Regions from separate parts of the Homo sapiens genome. Here regions 2, 3 and 4 are each linked to region 1. A link is a contact called in ENCODE Hi-C or POLR2A ChIA-PET data. All regions are on one chromosome and are shown on one strand. Each heading gives the region's core, a stretch centred on a gene start or an enhancer-like site at or near the end of the contact. The rest is flanking DNA. Distances are from core to core; before and after follow the strand shown. Region 1 holds the start of IFNGR1 (interferon gamma receptor 1). Region 2 overlaps MAP3K5 (mitogen-activated protein kinase kinase kinase 5). Region 3 overlaps MAP3K5 (mitogen-activated protein kinase kinase kinase 5). Region 4 has its middle 30 kb from the start of SIMALR.

Region 1 (6,614 bases), core at 3,383-5,882:
ACTGGTAGCTGTTGACTTTTCATCTTCAATCTTGTTGCCTCATGGTTGCAAACTGCCAAGATCTGCTGCAGATCTAGGCGTCACTGGATCTACATTCAAGGCAAGAAGATTGGAAAAGGGCCAAGGCCAGCAAACTCTCCCATTGCATCTGCCCCTTCTATGAGAAAGGAAAAGTTCTCACAGAATGCTTTCCAATCCTCTTCCCCATTATACACCTGATGACCACCACACACACACATGCCTCACAGACTTCTGCTTGTGTTTCGCTGACCAAAACTACATCATATACCTACACTTAGCTGCCAAAAAGGCTGGGAAAGTGAGTAATGAGCCTGTCTAGCCTCTGCAGTAGGGAGGCAGCAAGATAGAAGGGGACCGAAAAGAGCTGTTAGCAGTCAGCTAATGAGTAGTATCTGCCACAGTCACCACGCAGCATGTGGCATCTACCCTAGGCAGTGCTCTAAGACAAGCCAACTACTAGAATACTTGACTGTCTATGGATAAACATCTTCAAGCCAGGGGTTGGTCTGATACAATCGGATGTCAGCATGAGAGCTAAGAGGAGGGTTGAGTGCAAGGCAAGAGGATAGTGCTTTGTTGAGTACCAGTATGATATCCAAATATCTCTCTAAATTCTTATCAGTGACCCAATTATAGCTTAGCCAGCCATAAATTCAACTATACCTGCTTCAGTCCCACACCTCTTTACAAGCTTGTTTTGTTCATCATATATTTATTTAATAAGTGGCCACAGACATTGGTTCAGCTGCTCAATGCTGACAGTGATGATTCAGGATTACATACAATTGATGATTCAGGATCATCAATATTCCATAAATATTAATGGAGTAATAGGCACTTGGCTAGGTGCTCGGGGTCTGACAGTGAAGAAAACAAATTTATTTTTTAGAGGAAGAGGGAGACTACTGAAACAAAATTTTCTACGTGTGTATATACATATTTTATGTATGCACACACACACGGATGCATTTCATTAAATCTCAGATTAAGTCCCTGTTTACGCACCTATAATCGTGTTGCTCTCCTTGGTAACAATTACTACAATTTCAGTAATTATTTGTGAAATATATATATATATAAAATGCATATATTTAACACATACAATTTATTCATATTTAATTCAAATTTAATAGATATATTAAATTTCCAGTAGAATCTCCAGATAGTAGTAAGTACTATGGAATAAACAAAGTTAAATAAGGGCCAGTGTAAAGGCATGGGTAGAGTGTGAGAGGGCAAGAGTATTGGCTATAATTTACAGACTAATCAGCGGAATTTAAACTATATGCTTCAGTTACAAATCTTCACGCTGTCTCCTTTAAAGGGAAGCTGGCAGACATTTCTGCTTTGGAGAAAAGAGGAAGGAAATGCACTGTGCTCAGAGCCAAAATGCACAGTTTGTTCCACACACACAGGCTCTGTTCTCATTGGATCATATTTCTAGCTTCTTAAATTGTTTTATTTGGCCTATTAACTTGAAAGGCAGGTGAGTATGGTCTTCAAAATGTAGCCTTGCTCCTGAGCAGCAGCACTTCAGTATACACTTGGCTTTGGAATGATCTACGCTCCACCCCAATTTGTTTTCTTCATTTTAAAAACTAATCTGAGGCTCTAGTGGGGACCAACGTATACTTGGATATTCCCCAGCCATTAGGCATTGGAAATTTATCAAGGAAAGCTGGCACCGCTCATTTGTTTCTGTGTTAGCTGTATGAGATTTTTATATGGGATTTTAAAATACAGTTTATTGCTCTTCTTCCTACCTCTCTTATTAGCCGGTGGCCACCCCCATCTTTTAACTTTATTCAGGCTAATTTTACCTTATCCTTCAGGTCACAACATAATGGTAACTTCCTTAAAAAAGAATTTCCCTAAATCCAGACACAGTGGCTCACACCTGTAATCCCAGCATTTTGGGAGCCTGAGGCAGGAGAATCATTTGAGCCCAGGAGTTTGAGACCAGCCTGAGCAACACAGCAAGACCCCAGCTCTATAAAAAATTTAAAAACTAGCCGGGCATAAGGCCAGGCGAGGTGGCTCACTCCTGTAATCCCAGCACTTTGGGAGGCCAAGGTGGGCGGATTGCTTGAGCTCAGGAGTTTGAGATCAGCCTGGGCAACATGGTGAAACCCCATCTCCACAAAAGACACAAAAAAATGCCTGTGGTCCCAGCTACTTGGGAGGCTGAGGTGGAAGGATGGCTTGCGCCCGGGAGGTGGAGGTTGCAGTCAGCTGAGATTGTGCCACTGTACCTCAGCTAGGTGATACAGTCAGACCCTGTCTCAAAAAAAAAAAAAAAAATTAGCCAGGCATGGTGGTGTACACCTGTAGTCCCAGCTATTTGGGAGGCTGGGGCAAGAGGATCATTTGGGCCCAGGAGTTTGAGGCTGCAGTAAGCTATGATCATGCCTCTGCACTGCAGCCTAGACGACAGAGTGAGACCCTGTCTCAAAAGAAAGAAAAAAGAAAAGAAAGACTTTCTTTAAAATGTAGACTAAGTTAAATTCCTGTTTATACTCCTTTAATCTCTTCCCATTGCTCTCCTTGGGAATGATGATCACGATTTCAGTACTTGTGTAATTCCTTGTTTAACAGCTATCTCCCTCAGTAGACAGTAAGCTCCGTGAGGGCAGGGGCCATGTCTGTCTTGCTCAGGTCTTTATCTCTGTGCCTGGTCATGTCAGTCACAGACAGTATCACTTGATAATATTCACCCAATTAATAAATATATTTAGTCTCCAAATGACTAACTAGCAAAGTCTTCAGAAGGATACGTAGGGTGGTGGGTGCTGTGATTGTGAAACTTGCCCAGATCCCTCTCAGGAACAGAAGACTGGGTTCTGTCCCCTTCCTGATGCTAGGAGGGCTGCCAGTAGACACCCTCAACCGTCAGCGTTCCTCTGGGGAATGCCTCCATGAAAGAAATGGACAGCCCCAAAATCATGACAGTTGGTATTCAATGACTAATCAGTGCTGGGCTTTAAGACCCAGCCCCTCATACCAACTCAAGACACCTTTACAAGGCCATCCCAACTCCAGAGCGCCCCTTGGGAGCCTTTACTGGGATGGCATCACAGATCAACTTCTTCCTCCGCTCTGCTTCCTCCACCTCCCCTTCACAGACGTTTATTCCAAGAGCACTCCCTAATCAATCAATGCCTTATACCTTAATCTCGACCTCAGAGTTTACTGCCAGGGTAACCCAGCCTGTGACAAGTACCACAAAAATGTTTACAAACTGGATATCATATTTTGTCCTACTCCATAGACGCCTAAACGGTAAAGATCAGTTATTTATCCTTGCATCCTTACAACGACTAGAAGGTGTCTTTCATATAGTGGACATCAGAAACACATCAAAGGAAATATTCTCCCTAAACTTAGTCTAGATTGAGCTAAATTCTTCTGATTCAAAGTGTGGTCCTGTTGAAAGGGGCACCAGCATCCCCTGTGCATTTTGTCCGAAATACAAAATCTCAAGACCCAACCTGAATTAGAACTACTGAATCCAAATCTGCATTTTATCAAGATCCCCAGATGGTTCACATGTATGTTGAAGTTTGAGAAGTACTGAGCTAAGAGATTTATTAATACAAGTAAAATGATCTGGCTGATAATACCTCTAGTTTATATAGTGTCTTTATAAGGATTTTCCCTCTTTAAAAATTTTCCTTAACACTAGTAATCATGCAGTCTTTCACTCAACAAATACTAATTGAGTGCCAAGTAAAGATGTCAGCTCTACGGAGCTTACATTTTAGAAGGAGAAGAAAACAAATATCAAGGTGTATATTATAGTGTACAGCAAGGTGAAAAGTGCCATGAAAAAACAGTAGGGCGGGGTAAGGAGGAGGAGAAGGTGTGTTGCAATTTAAAATTTTTAACAAAAGTTCATGATACTCAGAGAATTGAAACAGGTGAGATCATTAGACATTCGCATGTTTGAGCACAAGCGCTGAAGGACTTAGCAATGTGGCTGCAGTGGAATAGGAGAGATGCAAAATAACAGACAAACCCAGAGAGGTAAGAGAGCAGACCTCTTCATGAGAGGCTGCCTGATAAACTGATTTGACACTGAATTGCTGAGAAGGTAATGCAAATAGTTTTTTTCTCCAAGAACAAAGTAGTTCTTGGTCAAGCCGATTTGATTTGGGCTGTGGGAATCTGCACAAACCATTTCACTAGCTAAGTCTCAGGTTCCTCAAATGAAAAAGCAGGGACTGGAAATGGCTTTTGAAGTCTCATTCTCTTCTAAAAATGTCAGGCTCCAAGACAACCAGGTGAAGTCCAAGAGTTAGTAAAATAAGGATTGTGGCTCGGCTGTGGCCTAATGCAAACTTGCACAACCCCAGGAAACCGAAAAAAACTGGAAGAAGAATTGCAGAATGGGGTGCCAGGTTGAAAGACCTTAACCTTTGCACTCAAATTCCTCCCACACCCAGAAGTCCAGGTCCCGACCGCACGACGCCGTGCTCACTGCTGGGTGCTGCGCCTGAGTCCGCCTCCTGCGGCTTCCCGGACTTGACCCCGCCCACGCCCTGGTCCCGCCTCCTGCCGACGCCGGCACAGACCCCGGTGACGGAAGTGACGTAAGGCCGGGGCTGGAGGGCAGTGCTGGGCTGGTCCCGCAGGCGCTCGGGGTTGGAGCCAGCGACCGTCGGTAGCAGCATGGCTCTCCTCTTTCTCCTACCCCTTGTCATGCAGGGTGTGAGCAGGGCTGAGATGGGCACCGCGGATCTGGGGCCGTCCTCAGGTACCGTCGTTCGCGGCAGGGCTGCGGCCGGGTCGGGACGAGAGGGAGGGAGGGATCCGCCCCAGCCGGGAAGCCCCGCCCCGCTTCTCCGAGGTCGCCCTAGCCCGGGACCCCTGCGTCGGGCCCTGAGCGGGCGACGGGGACGCGAGGTGGGGTCGCGAGACTGGGGCTCCGTGGTTTGAACTCGTCGGTTGCCTTTCTCCTGCCTCTTCCCTGGTTGCCGCCACAACAAATCACGCCGCTTGTTTTTCCGACTCTTGTAATCCACTTTTAAATACGATTATGCGCTGCAGAAGGACGTTGCTGGTCAATGTGGGACAGCGTGGTCTCAAAGATTATAATATCGTCTTCTTACTGTACCTTTTTTTATGGTTAGATACGCAGATACTCACTAGTATGCTACGGTTGCCTGCAGTGTTCAGTGCAGTGACAGGCTGTACAGGTTCATGACCTAAGAGCAGTAGGCTGTGTCATCTGGGTTTGTCTGGGTTTCTACTGCCCGAAGAAATTGCCTAAGGGGACATTTCTCCATTTCTCAGAACGGATCTCCATCGTTAAGTGACGCATGACTGTGAGTGTCCTGATCAGCATGTGGCATCGTGGTCTCAGTTCGTGGCTTAAATACTTCTTTCTTAGCGGGGGTGGGGGGGGGGACTCAAAGTGCTTAGGGTAGGAAAGTATGCATTATGTCGCCAGCTGAGAAGTAAGTGGCAGCTGAGAAGTAAGTGGCAGTCCGTCTTAGGTCTCAGTCTGGAAGTGGTGGATTGCCGGCACTCACTAGCAGATTTGGCAGTAGGTCTCTTCGTACGGGTTTGTTCTTCGGAGCATTTTATTTCCACCTGCTTATTGACATTTCCTAGAAAACAAATGTTGAGGGTGGCTTTTCTGAAGTGCAGAGTAATTGTGATTACGAGCTCCAGAGAAAACAGTAAACCTTTTCAATTCAGTTTTCTTTTTTTTATTATGATTTATGATTCATAGGGACTTTGAAAGGTCCACGTTTTGGTTCTGTGTTCACAACAATCTTCTGGAGTAGGCGTTATTTGTCTCTCTCTTTATGGACGAGAAATTGAGTTACGGAGAGGCCTGCCCAACTGGCAGAGAGGTCATAGCCACTCAGTGGGGAGCTGCTCAATTTGGCTCCAGAGTCCAAGTTCTTAACTGCTCTTCTAGGCTCTAGTCAGTCATCCACATGGGCAGTTGCAGTACTTTGCGGTAAGAGCTTGCACTTAGGCACAGACTAGTGGAAAGCAAGGCGGGGTGCTTGTCTCTTTTAGGGAAGTCAGTGAAGACTTCACAAAGGTGACCCCAGTGTTGGAACCAGAGGTGCAGAGACTGAGGTGCAGAGGTGTGATAGCATGTTGAATTCGTGGAATATTAAGCGTTCTATTGTAAAGTGTGTGTGAGAGCTTACAAGGGGAGGAGATAGGTTAGGTGGAGAAGTAGGAACCAAATAATGAATTGCCATATTATGTGTACCAGCAAGAAACCTAGCTTTATTAACTTAAGCAAAAAGAGGAATTTATTGTCTCAGAAAAACCAGAGTTAAACAGAAAATTATAGATGCCAGCTGGGTCTCAAGAGGCTAGAACCAGGAACCCAAACTGCTAGGACTCTCCATTTCTTATTTCTGTCTGGGTATTGACAGCTTTCCACACTTGGCAGGAATCATGGATGCTGACAGCTTCTGAGTTTTGACATCTTGCAGCCTCCTCCATTCTAACAAAATGCCAGGGAAAGGCTCTGATTTGCCCAGCTAGGTTCAGGTGCCAGCTTGCATGGGAAGGACATTCTCGTAGAGGGTTGGGTTGGGTTACCAGAAGAAGCGGAATGGCGTGCC
Region 2 (6,943 bases), core at 711-3,210, 630 kb after region 1:
AAATCAAGCAGGCCGGGTGCGGTGGCTCAACACCTGTAATCCCAGAACTTTGGGAGGCCGAAGCAGGTGGATTACTTGATGTCAGGAGTTTGAGACCAGCCTGGCCGACATGGCGAAACCCTATACAAAAATTAGCCAGGGGTGGTGGCACATGCCTGTAATCCCAGCTACTTGGGAGGCTGAGGCAGGAAAATCACTTGAACCTAGGAGGCGGAGGTTGTAGTGAGCCAAGATCATGCCACTGCACTCCAGCCTGAGCAAAATAGTGTGACTCTGTCTCAAAAATAAAATAAAATCAAACCGAGGAGGGAATCAGGGCTCTGCACATAGAACATGCAGAATATCTGTAAGTCCCTTTATTTCCTTAACGAGCCATAGTGACAGGCACTCGGTTCCATCCTTAAGCATATACAGTTTTACCTCATTAGGCCTCCTTTTAGGCAGTCGGTAGTCACAGCAACGTTAAAATTCACAGGCGTGACACAAGTCCTCTCATTACTGGATAATCAAACCACATGATATGACCAAAAAGCCAAAATACAGGATAATTCAAGTCCTTACTCCTTCTCTTCTTTAGATACACATACATTTACCACACACACACACACACACAAACACGGAAACACACGATAGGAATCCCTCATCTTGTACTCTTCTAGTCTAGTCTGTACTAGTCTCTTTACTCCCAAGAAACAACAATTTTGTCTTTGAAATATGAATGATGCACACCTCCGTTTCTGAGTGTGGCATGCATCTCATAAAAATGGGCTGGTGAAGAAACTCACCAAGTCTGAAGGATCAGCAGTGAGTTCCACTGCAGGGCTTGTATCCCTTCTTGTAAAGAGATCAGCTACTCAGTCAAGCCAAGAGCTCTTCTTCAGCTGTATTCTTCCATCAGTAACATTTAACTTTAGGGACTTGACATCTCATAGCAGTGAAACTCTTTCTCCCAAGCAGCTATTTTTTTCTGTTCTAAAGTCCGTTCCCCCCAAATAGCGAGATGTTGACTCTAAAGTGAAACAAGGCACACTATAGACCTTGACCTTCCCCAGGAATGACTCAAAAGCAGTTTGGTGTTTGGGCCCCCCTTCAAACCTTTCTTCTCTCAGACAACCTTACTATTACCAGCAAGGAAGAGGTCACCCATTTCCTTTCTGCTGTAGCAGCACTGCCCAAAATATGGTCCGTGAAATGCTAGGCCCATGAGCTGCTCCAGAATATGTGGAAACAATACATGCCAGGCATTTCCCCTGCCATATATCATTTGCATACTGGTACTTAATTGGTCAATTCAGCAACTCTTTGTGGCTTCCTCTTGCTTCCTGCCTTCTAGTGATTCAGCTACAGAACTATTTAAATAACAGCAGATAAGTCAACCAATTCATCCTGGGGAGACTTTCCAGTTACTGACCAGTAAGGTGGTTTCCCCCGAGGTCAGCTGTTCCTGAAAGCTGTATGTACTTCCGTCTTTCTCGCTACAGCTGAAACCAATGTCATGAGTCCCCTATCCTTGAGATCAGGGCAGTTGATTCAGTTCAGCCCAAGAGGAATTAAGTAAGAAGGAGATTCCAGGCAACAGTGGATTTCCTTTTCTATAATTTTATACCTTCATTCTTTATTAAAATGCTTTTGTAGCATTAGGATGTGTGTTTGATAAAGATGTTTCTGGCAAAAACCACTTTCTTTTTTTTTTTTTTTTTTGCATATCTGTCCATAGGATAGATCATGGACAGTATTTTATTGTGATTCAGATACCCGTTTCTCTCATTAGGAGTGAGGCTGAGAAGTTTTATATACATTTGGGAGCTTTTTGTGTTTTTCTTTCTGTGAACTGTTCAGGCATACATATACAGAGACTGACTAGCTGTCCTCCAGACCTGTTTCCTTTTCCTTCTGGGGTTTCCCAGCCTCCTGGCAAGTAACTGTGGCTGGTGGACTGAGGCTTGGGCAATGGATGGTGGGCCCGAGTGGCAACTCACCCAAGCATGATTCATAAAAACTTCCTATGAGATCCTCCTACTCTTTCTTCCCCATCTGCTGGAAAGATGTTGACACCCAGAGCAACCTATGAAGCTTTCTTTAAAACCAATGTTTGAGGAAATATAGGCAACTCCACTGTCTTATTCTCCATCCAAATAAAGAAGCAGCTCATGTCTACTAGAGAATCATAGTATCTGAGAACCAGGACAGACCTAAGAGATCATCTAGTCCATCTGTTTCCAAAATTTGTTTTCAGTGATGAATCCTTTTTTATATGAATCCTTAAGCAGAACTGTGATATATGACAGTCAGCATATTTTCTCTGGTTTCAGGTATAACAGGATTGGAACCTGTGGTCTAGACCTACAGCATCCCACTCACTCATCCCAACCAAGGCAGCCCCAAGATGCTAATGGAGACACTTAAGCCCCTGAAGAACAGGCTTAAAGATTATCAATCTGACCCTGAATTTGATAAATATGAAAACTGAGACCCATAAATAGAAATAATTAGTAGTCAGTAAAAATGAGGGGATCAGACCCTCAGTAGACCCACTGAACTTGGGCTTCCTTGACTGTTTTGGTACCCCAGAGATATCCCTCCCAGGGCCTGGGAGGCCCTTTCCTGGCTACCCTGCTGTATGGGTTATGCTGAGCAAGGGAGGCAGTCATAACACATGACCGTTCCCTTACATAGCATAATTATGCTGCTCATTGCAACAAGATATTTGACAAAGAATATGGCCTCTTTCAATGGGTGTTTCAGTATGTGTACATTTTTTAAAGTGTCAATTATCTTTTCCCTCCTCTCATCACAAGCAGAATATCTCAGGAGTATATCCTTGCCGGTACCTGTGCTGGTGGAGGACACCAGCAGCAGCAGTGAGTACGGCTCAGTTTCACCCGACACGGAGTTGAAAGTGGACCCCTTCTCTTTCAAAACAAGAGCCAAGTCCTGCGGAGAAAGAGATGTCAAGGGAATTCGGACACTCTTTTTGGGGTAAAGACCTGACTTACTTGGGGTGAGAGAAGTGTGTTGTTAAGTGTGTCATTTTATAAAGGGAACTGTGATTTATGCTGCATAAATTTTCTCAGCATTCCAGATGAGAATTTTGAAGATCACAGTGCTCCTCCTTCCCCTGAAGAAAAAGATTCTGGATTCTTCATGCTGAGGAAGGACAGTGAGAGGCGAGCTACCCTTCACAGGATCCTGACGGAAGACCAAGACAAAATTGTGAGAAACCTAATGGAATCTTTAGCTCAGGTAAATCCTCTCCCAGGTGCTTCATTTCCCAAAGGTTACATATTTTATCTGTGTCCTAACCGCCTGCAGCTGTCACAGATGATGTGAAAGGCAAGAGGAACCTGTAGTGATCATCATGATAAACCTACCCCACAGGAAAAAAGAAGGCAAACCCTATGGTAGGGAATATATTAATATGAAAATAGGGAAATGATTTTTTCATTGCATTTTTGAACATAAGCTATTTTTAAGTCAGAAGCAAATTTTTCACATTGGTGACATTCCAAATAGCCCCTACAAGCCTCTTTTACTCTTCATTCATTTGTTTATTCATTCCATCAATAAACACACATTAAGCCATGTGAGTTGCTAATTCTGACATTAGCATGAGGCTACCTGCCAGTCGCTCCTCTCAGCATTTGGGAAACATCAGCAAATACAACAGAACCCCTGAGCTTGTAAGGTTATATTTAAAAGGAGGGTGAAGGGCAAAGGGAAGTAAATTGTAGTGAGTCTTCACTTAATGTAGTTGATAAGTCCTTGGAAACTGTGACTGAAGCAAAATTACATATAACCAAACCAGTTTTGCCGTAGACTAATTGACATAAACAAGAGTTAAGTTCCTATGGCATATTTCTGGTCACAAAAACATGACCAAACTCCTAAATAAAGACTAAAACACTTCTAATATTCTACATTGAAATAAATGTGAACTCTATATACATTTAAGAAAGATGAATAAAAACAAGATAACTATCTACCCAGTTCAAGGCCATGGGTGGCCAGAGCCTATTCTGGCAGCTCAGTACCAGGCGGGCACCCGCCCTGGAAAGGACACTATTCCACTGCAGGGTACATACACACACACACCCACACTGAGACCACGTAGACACACAAATGAACCTAACGTGCACATCCTTGGGATGCGGAGGAAACTATATGTATTAGTCTGTTCTCATGCTACTAATAAAGACATACCTGAGACTGGGTAATTTATAAAGGAAAGAAGTTTAACTGATTCACAGTTCCACATGGCTGGGGAGGCCTCACAATCATGGTGGAAGGTGAATGAGGAGCAAAGTCACATCTTACGTGGCGGCAGGCAAGAGAGCTTGTGCAGGGGAATTCCCATTTGTAAAACCATCAGATCTCATGAGACTTATTCACTATCATGAGAACATCACAGGAAAGACCCACCCCCATGATTCAGTTACCTCCCACTTGGTCCCTCCCATGACACATGGGGATTATGGGAGCTACAATTCAAGATGAGATTTGGGTGGGGACACAGCCAAACCATATCACCAGAGTACCCCAGGTAAGGCCACACAGACATTGAGAAAATGTGCAAATTTGCCAGGTGTGATGGCTCATGCCTGTAATCCCAGCACTTTGGGAGGCTGAGGCGGGTGGATCACGAGGTCAGGAGATCGAGACCATCCTGGCTAACACGGTGAAACCCCATCTCTACTAAAAATACAAAAAATTAGCCAGGCGTGATGGCGGGCGCCTGTAGTCCCAGCTACGTGGGAGTCTGAGGCAGGAGAATGGCGTGAACCCTGGAGGCGGAGCTTGCAGTGAGCTGAGATCGCGCCACTGCACTCCAGCCTGGGCGACAGAGGGAGACTCTGTCTCAAAAAAAAAAAAAAGAAAAAGAAAAGAAAATGTGCAAACTCCACACAGACAGTGGCCCCTACCAGGAATCAATTCTTTTTTTTCTCATCAAGGTTAGAAGGAAACAACATTGGGCAAAACAGTGTTATTTGAGGATCTGCTGTATGTAATAGTTTAGAAGGCCATATGTACTCTGAAGAAAACAAAAGCTTGTCAGTGAACCTATCATTCCTTGGTATAATAGTTTGCTAGGGCTGTGTTTTAGTCCATTTTCTGTTGCTATAATAGAATACATGAGACTCAGTAATTTATAAAGAAAAGAGGTTTATTTGGGCTCATGGTTCTGGAGGCTAGGAAGTCCAAGATCCAGTGGCCCATCTGCATCTGGTGAGGGCCTCATGCTGCTTCAACTCGTGGTAGAAAGTAGAAAGGCAGTGGGGCTTGAGTGGAAAAAAGAGAGAGACAAGGAGAGCCAACTGGCTTTATGACATCTTGCTTTCCTGAGAACTAACCCAGTCTGTTGAGAACTACATTAACTGCATTAATCCCTTCATGAGCCTCATGACCCAAATGCCTCTTTAAAGACTCTGCCACCTCTCAGTATCATTACATTGGCTATTAAAGTTCAACATGAATTTTGACAGGACAAATCACATCCAAACCAGGGCAAGCAACCATAACAAACTGTCACATACTGGGTGGCTTACACAACAGAAATGTATTTTCTCACAGTTCTGGAGGCTGAAAGTCCAGGATCAAGGGGTTGGCAGGTTTGGTTTCTCCTGAGGCCTATCTGCTTAGCTTGCAGATGGCCACCTTCTTATTATCATGTGCTCATATGGCCTTTTCTGGTGCACTTGCAGCCCTGGTGTCTCTTCCTCTTCTGATACGGACACCAGAAACATCAGTTCAATTGGATTAGGGCCCCACCCTTACGACCTCACTTAGTCCTAATTATCCCTTTTGAGGCCCTGTCTCCAAATATATCCCATTGAGTGTTAGGGCTTCAACATACGAATTTGGAGGACACAGAACCATAATACCTGGGAAAATGTGTTCCCTGGAATTCTGTGTACAAACACAAGGAAGAATCCCCTTCCCAAATATGCACCAGGAGAAAAATGGATTTCCCTCAGCCCCAAGCTTCTTGTGGATACAACCTCCCACAGACACACTCAGTCCCTGGTATGACACTTCTCATCCTCTTTTAGTTCAATGGGTACTGGGAACTCATCTACCTGCCTCCCTTGCCGTGGCCTCTACCTGTCCTTCATGATCACTGTGGACTACTGCACATAGCTTCTTCCCTCCCTGTGTCCTGAGGAAATAGCTGCAAAAAAAGGTTGGGGCTAGAGGAGTCTAGCCAAGTTTTTAAAGTCTCTCAGTACAACAGTTTACCTGTTCTCATCTTTTATTGAGATGTAAATGGAGCAAAGCTCTCTCTTGGCTCTTAGTAAACAATCTCAGCCTGTCTCTGCCTTGAGAAACTCACTGTGCTTCTTTGCTAAACATTTTATCGCCTTAGGAATTCCCTAATGTCCACCTCTTTAGATCTCATAGAAGGAGCTGAAAGGCCATATATGTGCCAGTAGGGCCTCAGTACAAGGAGAGCTGAAATGAGTGTTTTCTACACACTCTCAAAAACCTTGACTTGGGTCCTAAAGGAAAGCTGTCTCGGGCAGTTACTCTGAGGCCCAGGAAGAAGGTGCTCTAGAGTGAGGGGTAGCTGGCCTCTGAGTCCAGGGAGGATGAGTGTCATGCATGCTTCGTGGCGGTGGAGACTGGAGTGGTCTCGAGCCATCAGCTTTCTCTCTGGCCTTTCCTTTGGCTCACGGTGATCATTCAAAGACTGAGAATAGGACTGGGTTGACCCAAGAAGAGGAACCAAGCTGGATGGAGAGAGCAGCTGGGCAGCCCTTGGAGTTCTTTCATTTATTCATTCAACAAATACTTATTGAGCATCAGTCGAAGGCCAGGCACTGTACTATGTGCTGGGGATGCTGTGGCGAACTGAACAAAAATATCTGCATCCCCTTGAAGTTGACATTCTAGCAGAAGAAGAAAAACTATACATATATATAAAACATATAGTAATAACAGCTAACAT
Region 3 (6,210 bases), core at 2,881-5,380, 570 kb after region 1:
GCTAAATGTATCATTATTGAAGACGCCAGTTTCATCTGGAAGGCAGTGCAAAAACGTGTTTATTATTTCATATAGCTAAGTTTGTTTCTTTGGTTTGTATATAAAACTCAGGAATAACCAAAACCATTTCTAAGTTTATTTACATGGGTATGAAAACCATACTACTACATCTGTATGATAAAGTGTGATAGCAGAAAAACTAAAATAAGGATGTGACATTCTATGTATGGACCTTTTCTGTCTTTCTTTGACACATTTATATTTATAGAAATAGCTTATGTAGTACATGATAAAATAGAAGATTTTTTAAAGTTATCACTAGTAGATTCCCTGAGGATAGCTGAACCCATGTATGGACTTCAAAAATTTATTTCTAACCTTATTAGCAATACAAGGTGATGCATTATTGAACCTTATGATAATTGATAAATAATGTAAAATGCTTGAAGGATTTATAGGAATAACAGCAATCAGAAGTTGAAATGGTTTACTCCAGGAACAGATTCAGAAGCTCATGCAATAATCCTCTACGTTGGTGCTGGGGTGTTATAGCAGCTCTAAGTGGTTTCAGTCTTAAGTCACTGATATTAGTTTCTTTGCCGTATCTTTTCAAGGTATTAATATTAGAACCAACCAAAATCTATCAACCTTCTTATTTGTCTATCAACAATGAAGTTGAGGAAAAGACAATCTCTATTTGGCACGTGCTTCCTGATGACAAGGTAAATTGTGCAGTTATTAACACAAGAGCATTAGTAACAAGGGACTTTACACCCTTCTAGCATTTACATACTCCAGCAAATGTCTGTGTTAGTTAAGAAGAAATAGCTCAGCTGTGTGTCTGTCTTGGCATAAATGCATTCCGTATTATAAAACTTGTTAAATTTGAATTATGAATTTTTATCAGTATTAATAAAATATAATTGAACTATTTGGATTTTTATTATAGATGGCATAACCATCCAAAGCATACTCAGAATTGGAATATTTCTCTTTTGTAAATTCATGCCGTAAGTTATGCACCGAAGAACTAATACTTAAAATACGTGACATAAAAGATGCATATGTTAATTTTAGGAAGCCTGTCAGAATGATGCCACTTTTAATCTTACACTGGTACCATTATAGTTATCATTACATCTAGCTGTTTTGTTATCTAAGTAGTTGCCAAATCTCAGATTAGCCACTGACTCAGTGTGCTGTGCACAAAGTGAGGTGGGCTGTGCGACCACCTATTTTGAGAAAGATCTTAAAACAGTCTCACTTCCGCTCATAGCAGTCATGTGGATAAGCCTTTCCACTTCTATATTCATCAGTTTTAATGCATGTGCAAATCATCCTACTATTTTTTACAAACAGACATTTTCAGGACCTGGCTTCAGTCCACAGGATAAACCAACAGAAATGAGAGAAGTCTTGTGGAAAAATAGTTCATTTATTTTCTTTCTCGTAACTGTTTCCCAGAATGCCCTTATAATTTTATTTAACCATCATTCATCAACTTACTCATTTAATAAATGTTTATTGAGCACTTACTCTGGATCAGGCACTACCAGACACGGTGTTAGACCCTAGGGAAACAGCTGTGTCCAAAATGAGTGAAGTTCCTGCCTCCATGGTGCTTGCTTTCCACTCAGATAGGGCAATAAAGCAATAAATAAATGTATAGGTATATTCAATGGTGAGAAGGGAAAAATAAAGCAGGAAGTGGAAGCAGGAAGTAAATTTGGGAGTATGGGCTTGCAGTTTTTTACATGTAGACTTGAGTCAATAGACCTGGATTCAAATCCCACCACTGCCCTTGGGCAACTTGGCTTCTCCAAGCTATGGTGTCCTCATCTGTAGAATGAGATAATAATATCCATCTCAAAAGGCTGTTGTGAAGGTTAAATGAAATAATTTGGTAGAGTGCATTTCACAGAGCCTGGCATATAATAGATGTTCAATATATCTTAACTACAGTAACAACAAAAACAATTATAAATCACTGCAGTGTGCATATTATGTGGACTAAATCCTAACTTTGAAACCCCAGAGTTTAACCCTGCTTTGCCCTTTAAATGGCATGGGAGTAATCATTTGGGAGGTTGTTGGTGTTGAACTGGGGCACAAACCTGGCTCTGCATCAGAATTATCTGCAATACCCTGGATCCCAGGAGACCGACTTAGTTGGAATCCTTTATACTTAGAGTGAAGCTTGGACACATGCATTTTTATGAAGATTTATCCATGATTCTGATGTGCACCCATGGTTGATAACAACTTTAATAGGGATGTAAACATAGTAATTACTCAATTGTAGTAGCTCAAGAATTATTACATCCTTGACTTTATGGCTAAGCTGGTTCCTGGGGATGCTGCTTTTCAAGATGTGGTTCCCTGGAACACCAGCATTAGAGTCACCCAGGGAGCTGGTTTAATTAAATGGCAGATTCCAGCTGGGCACAGTGGCTCATGCCTATAATCCCAGCACTTTGGGAGGCCAAGGTGGGTGGATCACTTGAGGTCAGGAGTTCGAGATCAGCCTGGCCAACATGGTGAAACCCCATCTCTACTAAAAATACAAAAATTAGCCGGGCGTGGTGGCACTTGCCTGTAATCCCCACTACTCAGGAGGCTGAGGCAGGAGAATTGCTGGAACCCGGGAGGCAGAGGTTGCAGTGAGCCAAAATTGTGCCACTGCACTCCAGCCTGGGCGACAGAGCAAGACTCTATCTCAAAAAATAAATAAAATAAAATAAATTGCAGATTCCTAATCTGCATGTCAGACCTACTGAGGACAATTCTATGAGGTAGACTTTCAGACCTCACGTATGTGAACCACCACCTTAGGAAGTTCAACAGGAAAACAACACAGCATGTCCATAATCTAGCAAGAAGAATGTCCCGTGCTTTGATGTGTCCAAATCAGCTGGGACAGATCCTTCCTGGATGTCAATCATGGCCAGGCCCTGTGACCTCTACCAGAGTGGCAAGAAATCACCAGTCCCGGTGCTATAGTTTCTAGGAAGGGCAGTATCTTGTGTTTAAAATGAATAGATACTAAGCAGCACCCAGAATGCATGTTATTTATATTTTAATTTGTTCTATGTTTAGATAAAGTTGGTCACGTTAAGTCTTGTAACTTAGTATTTTAGCAGGCACACTAAATGTTGGCAACATGAAATTACATAATAAGCATGGAGAAAAACATCCATTCTCATGCTCTCAACACCAAGTCCATCTAGTAGCACTGAGCAATACCGAGCAGCATCTTTCAGAACTGTGGTCTTTCTCCAATCCCAGTTTGTGAAACACTGTCCAAGCTGACACTTTTACAAGTCAGTTTGGGACTGGCTACATCCAAAATTTAGAGACACTCTACCAATAGGTTGTGGTAACTTAAGGATCTTCACCCAACAGGCCCCAGATTACACATGCCAATATTTGCCACTGTGTGCAGAGTCAGAAGCTTGATTCTTTTTCATTATTAGAAGTGTCAATTGTATGGAAAAACACTTGAAAAAGTTACTTGTGATACTAATTTATTCATAACAGAAAACTTCCTTGCCAAAGGACTTTGAAGACAGGCTTTCAGCTAAGACATAGCTTCCCATGAGACTCACTTCCATGAGTGCAGTAAATAGAGGGAAGACTTTGAAAGAAGTCATTGCCCCAGCAACCCCATCAGCAACATTTCTAACATGTCATTTTAATTGTGTTAAAATGCATCATGCTACACCCGAGGAAAGCACTGTTGAGATGATGGTAGAGCAAATCAATCTACCAGCGTTCTTTTGAGTTCTGTGGACTTTGGGACTGTGCTGGTTCCTGAGGAGGACATTATGGGTTCTTGGTCTGTGGCGTTCAGTGAGGAGGAAGATCAGTGAGGCATGGAGTCCTTCGAGAAGGCTTGCTAAAGGAGGTGGAACCTGGACTTTGGCTGTGGGTAGAACTAGAAGAGATAAATGAACACGGGAAGACAAACTAGATTAGAAGAATAAGGCAGAATTCCAACCAAGGCACCAAAGTGAAAGCAAGCATGGGACGTTCAGGGGCCGGCAGAGTCTGACTCATTCTACAAGGGGAAACGTGTTGAGGGAGGTGGGAGATATGATTGGTTGGGCAGGATGACATAAAACTCTAGAGTGCTATGTAAGCTAGGAAGAAGAATTTTAAACATGTGTCGGTAGGAAACAGGATGTCACTGACGTTTCTGAAAATCTGAGAGCTGGCAGGAAGGCAGAACAGAATGTGAATTATGAACCCAGGGTCAGCATCAAAGTGCATAGGTGTGAAGGTTGATGTTAGCTCTTGCATGCTTCGTGGCCTAGGCATGCGCTTCAACTCCTCATGCTTTAGTTGCCATGTATGTAAAATGAGAATAACAGTACCTCATAGAATTGTTGTGAAGATTAAGTGAGAGGATGAATGGAAATCATTTAGCACAGTGCTAAGTGGCTTGGAACAAGTGCTCCATAATGGTTGCTAGTGTAGCTATAAGACTGATCTGGTCTTGACATTTGATTTCTGAAGTCTGAGGCTCTGGAGGGTCACAGAGAAGACTGTTAGAGGAACTAGCTAGATATGAGGCAGGTAGAGATCCTAGAGTGGAATAATACAATTGTGACTGCAAAGGGACAGATGATTTGATTTGGAAAGAAAAGTATACAACTTAATCACAAATTAGGAAGAAGGATTAAAAAGAGGGAGTAAGTGTAAGGTGACTCAAGTTTTGATTGCATTGATAAAGGTGGTAGGATTTTTAGAAGGAAAACCTGAGTTGTAGAGGAATCATGAGGAATTTCATTTTGGACGTGTTTAGTTGAAACTAATGGCAAGACTCCAAGTGGAATCATCCAGTGGCAAAATTGGGAATAATCAATATAACTGTCTATATACATGTTAGTGATATTGCTTTAAAGTGCAGTGCAATATTTATATTGTTTTGCATGTATGCAAGTATACACATACATGTTCTCACAAGCTGAGATACACTAATCATCCAGTGGAAACTACAAAAACTAAGAACAGTTAGGAGACATGAACATTATGGAGACGAGAGCAGGACTGGAGGAGGAGATTTTCAAAGGCTTGATTGAAAAGAGCAAGGTTATCCAAGGACACTTGGAAACAGAGTGAGGCTAGAGGAATTAGCGATTAGCAAGGCCTAGAGAATGAGTAGAGAGCCAGAAGAATTTGGAAGACAGAAAAAGAACAGAAAGTAAGCCAGAGATTTTTGGAAAATGAGTACTATTTCCAGCAATTTGTTATTGTTTTCTCCTTCCTGGAGGTTCTTTGCTCAGTAAAGTGAGCCTCGTTTTCATTCTCTTATGTTTTGTGACAATCATAGAGACAATTTTTATATTATGCTAAGAAATATTAGGATATATATTAGGATATAAACAAGTGCATTAAATAGGGTTACAAATTTAAGTTATGTACTGTCCATTTTCCATTTTCACCATCTTTTGATCAGGAGGAATTTTATTTATGTTGTCCTTATTTCCTATAACTTTTAGTGCTAAAAAATTCTCCTTGTTCAAAAATTGAAGCTTTCTTGTATCAGTTTCCATTCTGAATTTATGTCAATTTCTTTGCAAACCCTGATTCTATCCATAGTGTATTCATTATCACTACCATTTTCTCAATTTTTTAAAATAAAAGTGGTAAAATTGGAAGGAGGACAAGCAATAAAAACAAAAAAACTTTATTATTACCATGTTACTTTAAAACAACTATAAATAACAGAGAAGCAACCAGTTTAATAGGTCTTATGTTAAACTAAAAATGGGTTGTTTTTATCACAGAATGTTTAAAAATTTTTCCTAAAATTAGAATAGAGAATGTAGCTTTTCATTTATCATGTTTATTTCTTTAGTCACTCCTCTCACTATTTTTATTCTAACATATGGAATAAATAGCTCTGTGAGCTAGTATATACTTTATACTGCAACTTTCAAAACTTGAAGCACATTATATACCAATTCCCAAGGACTCTTAGAGAGAGCTACTCTACATTCAGGGGTAAAATTAATTGAAATCCCGATCTTTTAACAGTTCTCTATTTGTTGAATGAATGGTTGCTGCTGAAAAGTAAGTTAGTCCTTGAAGAAAGTCTGCATGTGTACAATGAAAGAAAAACTTAAGATTGAGGAAGAGAGAAGTTATTTGCAGGGCGTTTTAAATGGTTATTTAGAATTTCCCCCCCTTTTGGGGGTTGAAGTTTGG
Region 4 (6,307 bases), core at 1,986-4,485, 760 kb before region 1:
GGAGGTGGAGGTTGCAGTGAGCTGAGATCGCGCCACTGCCCTCCAGCCTGGGCCACAGAGCGAGACTTCATCTCAGAAAAAAAAAAAAAAGAAAGATTAACACTGGCGTGCCTCAAAAATGACTTCCCTTAAATGTATGGTGCATGATAAATGCAACACAGCGGGTAAAAGATTAATGTGCGGAATACAGCCTACGGCTTTTGATGACTGTGACTCACCTTTGTACCAGTTGCCCAGACTGGTGGCTACTAGTCCTCGGTTTTAGAGGAGAAAAATGAGTGAAGAATAAGTGACATGTTCCTGCACATTTATCAGATGCCTCGGACCACTGTCCAGGTGGCCCTGAACAGGAACAGTCATGCTCTCAGATGAACCTGGCCCTTTTTAGTCAGCATGCCATTCATATAGCAAACTTGGCATCCACCAACTCTTCTTTTATGGGAAGAAGGTTTTGAAAGGTATATTAGTTGTTCCCACCCAGGTGTGAACCACAGTGACTCCCTCATCAGCCCTGCACCTGTCAGAGAACTTCATACAGCTTTTCTGCTTCTTACTCAGCCCAGGGCCTCTTTTCAAGCACATACCTCTAGGCTCTTTCGTTCTTCCTTTACAGCAGGCTCCGGTGACTCAGTCCTCCTTATCTTTACTGTCCCTTGAGGGCCAGGTCCCCTCCTTCCCCACGTTCCCTCCCTTCCTAGTCATCTCAGAAGATAAGTCATTAGGTCCTTTTGATTTTAAAGGAATTATTGCTTATCACAAATATGTAAGACAAGTAACAAATATAATACAGATAACAAAAATTAGCATAGTACAGAGTTTCTAGAATCCTAACAAAAGTTTGTATAATTTTGGTCCAGCTTATGGTTTGTGCTTCTGCCTGTGATGGGGAATGGAAAATTCTGCTTTTAGCCAATTCCCAAGACCAAATTCAATAGCAAAAATCAGATAGTCTCCCACTCCCCGCAATGTCTCCTAAGAGCCCCTCATTCCATCTGTGAGGTCTGACACACACTCCCTGGAGATCAAGATTGGTATCTAAAAACATCTGTTGCTCTCCCCAGTCCAAGATGAGGATATTTTGGTCCAGAGAAGTAAGAAGTTTCCTCATCTTTGGACTGCGGAGAGTAACAAATGTTTTAGAATGGCTGTGAACTCTGGGAATAACAACATTAGTTTTCTTTCTCTTTCCTTTCTCTGGAGCATATCAAAACCACTCTGTAATGGTCACCCTAAAACGACACAATCATAGAATCGAACTGTTTAGGGTTTCTAAACAAAGAGTGCCACAGAACTCAGAGTTAAAAAGCCAAGCAAGCCGGGCGCGGTGGCTCACACCTGTAATCCTCCCAGCACTTTGGGAGGGTGGATCGCCTGAGGTCAAGAATTTGAGACCAGCCTGGCCAACATGGGTGAAACCCCATCTCTACTAAAAATACAAAAATTAGCTGGGCTTGGTGGTGGGCGCCTGTAATCCCAGCTACTTGGGAGGCTGAGGCAGGGGAATCGTTTGAACCAAGGCGGCAGAGGTTGCAGTGAGCCTGCATTCCAGTCTGGCAACAGAGTGAGACTCTGTCTCAAACAAACAAACAAACAAACAAACAAAAAGAAAGCAAGCAGAGGGAAACAGCAGGTGATTCAGGCTAATGAAAGCACTGAGAACCAGACTTGCACCCAATTCCCCAACCCTTATTCACTTCAACATGTGCGCCAAAGGAAACACCCGTCCCACCCCTCCTTATACCACAGAGAGTGCTCAGAGTTGGTTGTTGGAATAACTGGACTTTAATTCCACGTCTGCCATTAGACCAGCTAAGGGACCCTCAGCAAGTGCCCCAGGCTGGGTCTGGTGCTTACCTGGAACCTGGGGCAGTGAGCCAATTGTCTTCCTCATGCTAATATTCTATTCTCTCACGTTTGCTCAAAGCTATGTGTAGAGGTAGGTTAAGTCAATGCATTAACTATGTAGCAAACACAATGTCCATAACGTCTACCTTCTCGTAACAGGGAAAATAGAGATTGCTTTAAATAACCAAATATAGATGGGGCAAAAGGGGCTGGGGAGGCAGACAGGGATTCAGGGCCAGGGTAGAGGTTTTGGACTTTAATCTGAGGACAAGGGAGGCTCTTGAAGGACTTAAAGACAGTAACGTGGTCAGATCTGTATTTTAAAGAGATCTTCTGGCTGCAGTGTGGAGACTATGTTGTGTATGTCTGTGTGTGTGTATGTGCATATGTTTGTGTCTGTGTGTGTAGGGAGGCAGGATGGGAAAGGAGGCTTCTAAACTAGGCCAGAGATGTTGGTCACTTGGACTAGGGTTACAGCAATGAGGCTGGGATGAAGGGGACAGGAAGGAGGAGATTAAGAGGCAAAGTTAAAGGGACTTAGTGCTGGATTGTGGGGTGGGTGGGGGGTAGTTTCAGGGAGGCCACCTAGAGTTTTGCTTTGAGGAGCTGGGTGGTGGTAATGCCATTTCCTGACATAGGGTGTGTGTGTGAGTGTGAGTGCACACTTGTGAGTGTGGTGATATGTGGGGGCTGGTAATGAGAAAGTGGATGAATGAATTCCATCTTGGACCTGCTGGGTTTGAGGTCTAGCATCATTTGAGGAATCCAGATGGTTGAGAACTTTTATTAAATATCAACTGTGCATTTTGTGAGGATACACACCCCCGCTACAAGAATGGAATAGACATTTGCTTTGTTTATTGAGCAAATACTATTTTGATCTTTAAAAATAATCACCCTAACTTTTTTGTGTTGTGTTCTGTCTTTCCCAAAGTATTTGACTTTTGGCTACTCATGTAGGTTGACATCAACGCCACGACTGACCTGGGCAGTTCCCTCATGTTAATATAGCAGATCTTGAATCTGCACCAGCGACTTGAGAGAAAATCACTCTAAACACTCAAAACCACAGAAGTTCCTTCTCAGGACCTCAAACATGCCATAGGCCTACGTACCAAATTTGTTCTATACTTGGATTTTTCTATACTCAGTTTGGAAATAAAGTATGCCTCCTTCCTGGGAGAAATCACAGCCTTCAGGGAAAAGAGAAATATAGCTTTGGGCCTTGGGATTTAAATCACAATGTTAGATGGCATCCACTCTTGGTCGACTGAGGCTCCAACTGCATGGTTGTGTATTTTCAGGTATTTAAGTGATTTTTGAACGCTGCATTTCTTTGACTAGCTGAATATTTAAATTTGCCACAGGATGGCAGCATGATGTTATAAAAGAGAAGAGAAAAAAAACCTTTTAAAGCCCAGGTATTAATGAATAGAGGCCTGGAAAGCAAACATAACTGAGAATTTTTCTTCTTGTTCCTACAACTGTAAAGAAAGGAAGGAATAAAGTATGAGAGAAAGCAATGAAGTAAAAGATGAAAAAAGGGCTGGAGAAATTGAGGGAGGGAAAGCAATTTAAAAAGAAAGTAAAAGCAAAAAGAAAAACACTTCACCTCCAACTAGATCATATTTAACTAAAGAAAAGAACCAAGCTGCTGATGTAGGAAGTTTCCGAGGGAGGAAACCAGTGCTATAACCACATTTATTCACAGCCTCGATGTGTGAGTGCAAGACAGACATTTGACCTTCTTATGAAAGCAGTTGTCTCTTTGGGAAACTATGAGAATGAATTTACATTTACAAAGTTTTCTAGTCCCTTTAAGTAAGTCTTACATTAGCATAATTCCCAGCTTGCATTCAAAACTGATTTTTTTCAATATCCTTCAAAGAGGTCATTAATGTTGGTTTCCATGTTTACATTGTGTAGGGAAATAAGTGAAATTACTCAAGAAGGGAATAAACGGTATTCAGACACACATTGACAGCAATGGCTTCCTGTGATGGAAACGAGAAGGCTGCCTCCAGTTCAGCGCTTCCAGAAGTCTGCAAGCTGGGAAGAGATCTTCCAGAGCTGGCGGCTTGACTCTGCACTGACCAGCCACCACTTACGTGGGCTATTCTTCAGGTCCGTCACCAACTTGCTCTCTCCTCAGTCTAATTAATTTGACTTAGCAGGGAGTTCTGGGATGGGAGAGATCTTAGGAATGGTGATCGGTTTTTCAGCCTTGGCGATAATGACATCTTGGGCCAAATAATTCTTTTTTTAGGGGGCAGGGAGCTGTTCTTCTTATGGTAGGATATTTAGCAGAATCCCTGGCCTCTCTCTATCCGCTCAGTGCTAGTAACGTCCTTCAGTTGTGACATCCAAAAATGTGTCCAGACATTGCTGAATGTCCTCTGGGGAGCAAACTCCCCTCTTCCTCCATTTGAGAACCAGTGTTTTAGATAAACTCTAATTACAAGAATGAAGGAAATTCTGAAAGTTTTCTCTGTCTTACTGTCCTGTTTATGGGCAAAATTGTTATTGAATCATCAGAGATATGTGTGCTCTTCAAATCTATGTTGGAGATTTCCAAACATTAAATCCAGGCATAAAATGCCCTTATTGTAGCAAAGACAACGTTCTCTTATATGAATCAGAAAACAACATATGCTTATTATAAATATTCTGTTGGGCAAAAACTTACACAAAGCATCACAGGGGATGAAAAGCAGTAAGAATTTTTACAGAAATAAAAACAATTACGTTGTTAATTGCCAGGTACTTTTCTTATTCATCAAGATGTCCATGTTCTATTCATTTCATTTAAAGTTTGCAACATCTCTATGGAGAAATATTATTTGCATTTTATAGAGAAAAAAACTGAGGCTGAGAGAAGTTTAATCACTAACTCAATGTTACATTAATAGATAGCAAAACCAGATTAAAACCCAATCTTTCTAACACCAACAACTGTATGTGCTCTAGTACTGGCCACTAACCCTTGAAAATCTTACAATCTAGTTGGGGAAACAATACACGTACATAGGAAAGTTGTCCAATGTCATAAGGCAATAGATGATTTAATCCAAAAGCCATAAAAATTGTTAAGATGCATTGCTGTAGATAAGAGTGGTCTGAGAAATTATGAGGATATGATGGGTCTTGATCTGTATGTATTTAAAGAACCGAGGATTGGAGAGATGGGATGAGATGGGTTCTGTGGCATAAAGCGGCAATCTTCAATGGAACACTGGCCGCACAAGGGTGCTGCCGGAATAGGGTTTTATTATTAACTGCATGTTTGTTCCCCCCAAAATTTATATTTGAAACCGTAGCCCTAATGTAATGGTATTGGGAGAGGGAGCATTTGCGAAGTAATTATGTCAGGAGGTTGGAGCCTTCATTATGGGATTAGTGTTCTTATAAGAAGAGCTAGCACCATCCTCCACCCCCTGCTCCAACTCTTTGCCATATGAGGATACAATGAGAAGACCGCCATCTGCAAACCAGGATGCAGGCCGTCACCTGACACCAGATCCTCCAGCATATTGATCTTGGACTTCCCACCCTCTAGAACTGCAATAAATAAATGTTTGTTTTGAAGCCACCAGTCTGCAATCATTTGTTATAGAAGCCTGAACTGACTAATCAGATAAAGATGGCTACAAGGAGAGGAAGACCTATGTTGAGAAAGGAGAGTGATGCAGGCTAAAAAAGGAAGCTGACAACAGAGGGCAGGGGCCTTGAATACAACCCAGCGGTCATCAATTGGAAGGCCAAAATAATGTATTTTGTTTGGCTCAAGTTTTAAAAATTGGAAAGTTTGCGGGGGGAAGAATTTGGATTTCTGAACATTCTTGAACAAAAAGATGTGGCAACATCAGGCCTACATTCCTGAGTCTCGACTCTTGGCTGAAGCCAAGGAGGAGTTATTCTCATGAACGGGGTCTGGATTTTCCAGTTCACCAGTATCCACATCATGCCCTATTCTTTTACCCTCTTCTTTCTTCTCTTAATTATTTGCTTAGCCCCTCTAAGCAGTGGAATTTGCAATCTTCAGTTTAGAAAATAATGTTTATTAGAAATTAATCTGATAACACCAATTAAAAATCTATTTTTTATAAGTCTGCTAGAAATGAGAGACAAGAAACATTAAACATTTTTACCATATGTCCAAAGATGGTTATTAGGGTTTCCTTTTATTCCTGTCTTTTGTACTGAAATTACCCATGGTTTGTTCCACCTTTCCTGGGGCTATGCAGTGTAAACTTTTCATCACTGTTGTTGCTTGGCGTTGGAGTTGATGTTGATTTTCCCATCTTCATAAACTGTGAGCACCTCATCACTATGTCATTTCCTTCACTCAGGGCTGGTGTGTGACACCACCACAACAAATATTTTTGAGCGCCTACTGTGTTCCAGGCACTGTTCAAGAAATGTAGGCTATCATCGAATAAAACAGACAAACCTGAAGAGTTTA

The links. Hi-C counts contacts between places; a loop is a spot of excess contacts on that map. ChIA-PET counts read pairs that join two places held with the same protein, here RNA polymerase II (POLR2A). Pooled maps may share reads with other maps.
Region 2: a loop to region 1 is called in a pooled map, with 7 times the contacts of the local background. The contact joins the enhancer-like site here to the promoter of IFNGR1 in region 1. A Hi-C loop is called at or near these places in 3 of 168 maps with a recorded cell type or tissue (aorta, ascending aorta and gastrocnemius medialis), 1 of 37 single-sample maps with no recorded cell type and 14 of 50 pooled maps.
Region 3: a pooled map shows a loop between it and region 1 (6-fold over the local background). The contact joins the enhancer-like site here to the promoter of IFNGR1 in region 1. A Hi-C loop is called at or near these places in 4 of 50 pooled maps.
Region 4: a pooled map shows a loop between it and region 1 (3-fold over the local background). The contact joins the enhancer-like site here to the promoter of IFNGR1 in region 1. A Hi-C loop is called at or near these places in 5 of 50 pooled maps. POLR2A ChIA-PET finds 5 or more read pairs at or near these places in 2 of 52 experiments (H1 and HCT116).

Annotation. Positions count from the first base shown.
Region 1 is chr6:137,217,403-137,224,016 of GRCh38, reverse strand. It overlaps IFNGR1 (interferon gamma receptor 1), which reads left to right and starts at 4,632. Exons shown (of 7, transcript NM_000416.3): 1 at 4,632-4,774. The coding sequence starts at 4,690. RefSeq lists enhancers at 4,162-4,411, 4,262-4,992, 6,433-6,492 and silencers at 4,452-4,681, 4,722-4,941, 5,402-5,451.
Region 2 is chr6:136,588,473-136,595,415 of GRCh38, reverse strand. MAP3K5 (mitogen-activated protein kinase kinase kinase 5) reads left to right here. Exons shown (of 30, transcript NM_005923.4): 22 at 2,802-2,979; 23 at 3,075-3,243. Among named protein-coding and RNA genes, the nearest start is that of MAP3K5-AS1, 37 kb to the left of the region's middle. RefSeq lists an enhancer at 768-927. Within about 2 kb of position 1,960, at least 13 of the 41 ENCODE cell types and tissues checked have a DNase peak (open chromatin) inside an H3K27ac peak, as active enhancers do; they include ascending aorta, where a contact is called at or near this core.
Region 3 is chr6:136,645,496-136,651,705 of GRCh38, reverse strand. It overlaps MAP3K5 (mitogen-activated protein kinase kinase kinase 5), which reads left to right. Exons shown (of 30, transcript NM_005923.4): 11 at 615-722. MAP3K5-AS1 (MAP3K5 antisense RNA 1) reads right to left here. Exons shown (of 3, transcript NR_125858.1): 3 at 3,508-3,934. Among named protein-coding and RNA genes, the nearest start is that of MAP3K5-AS1, 19 kb to the right of the region's middle. Within about 2 kb of position 4,130, at least 9 of the 41 ENCODE cell types and tissues checked have a DNase peak (open chromatin) inside an H3K27ac peak, as active enhancers do.
Region 4 is chr6:137,972,744-137,979,050 of GRCh38, reverse strand. No RefSeq gene overlaps it. Among named protein-coding and RNA genes, the nearest start is that of SIMALR, 30 kb to the right of the region's middle. RefSeq lists an enhancer at 3,407-3,516. Within about 2 kb of position 3,235, at least 5 of the 41 ENCODE cell types and tissues checked have a DNase peak (open chromatin) inside an H3K27ac peak, as active enhancers do.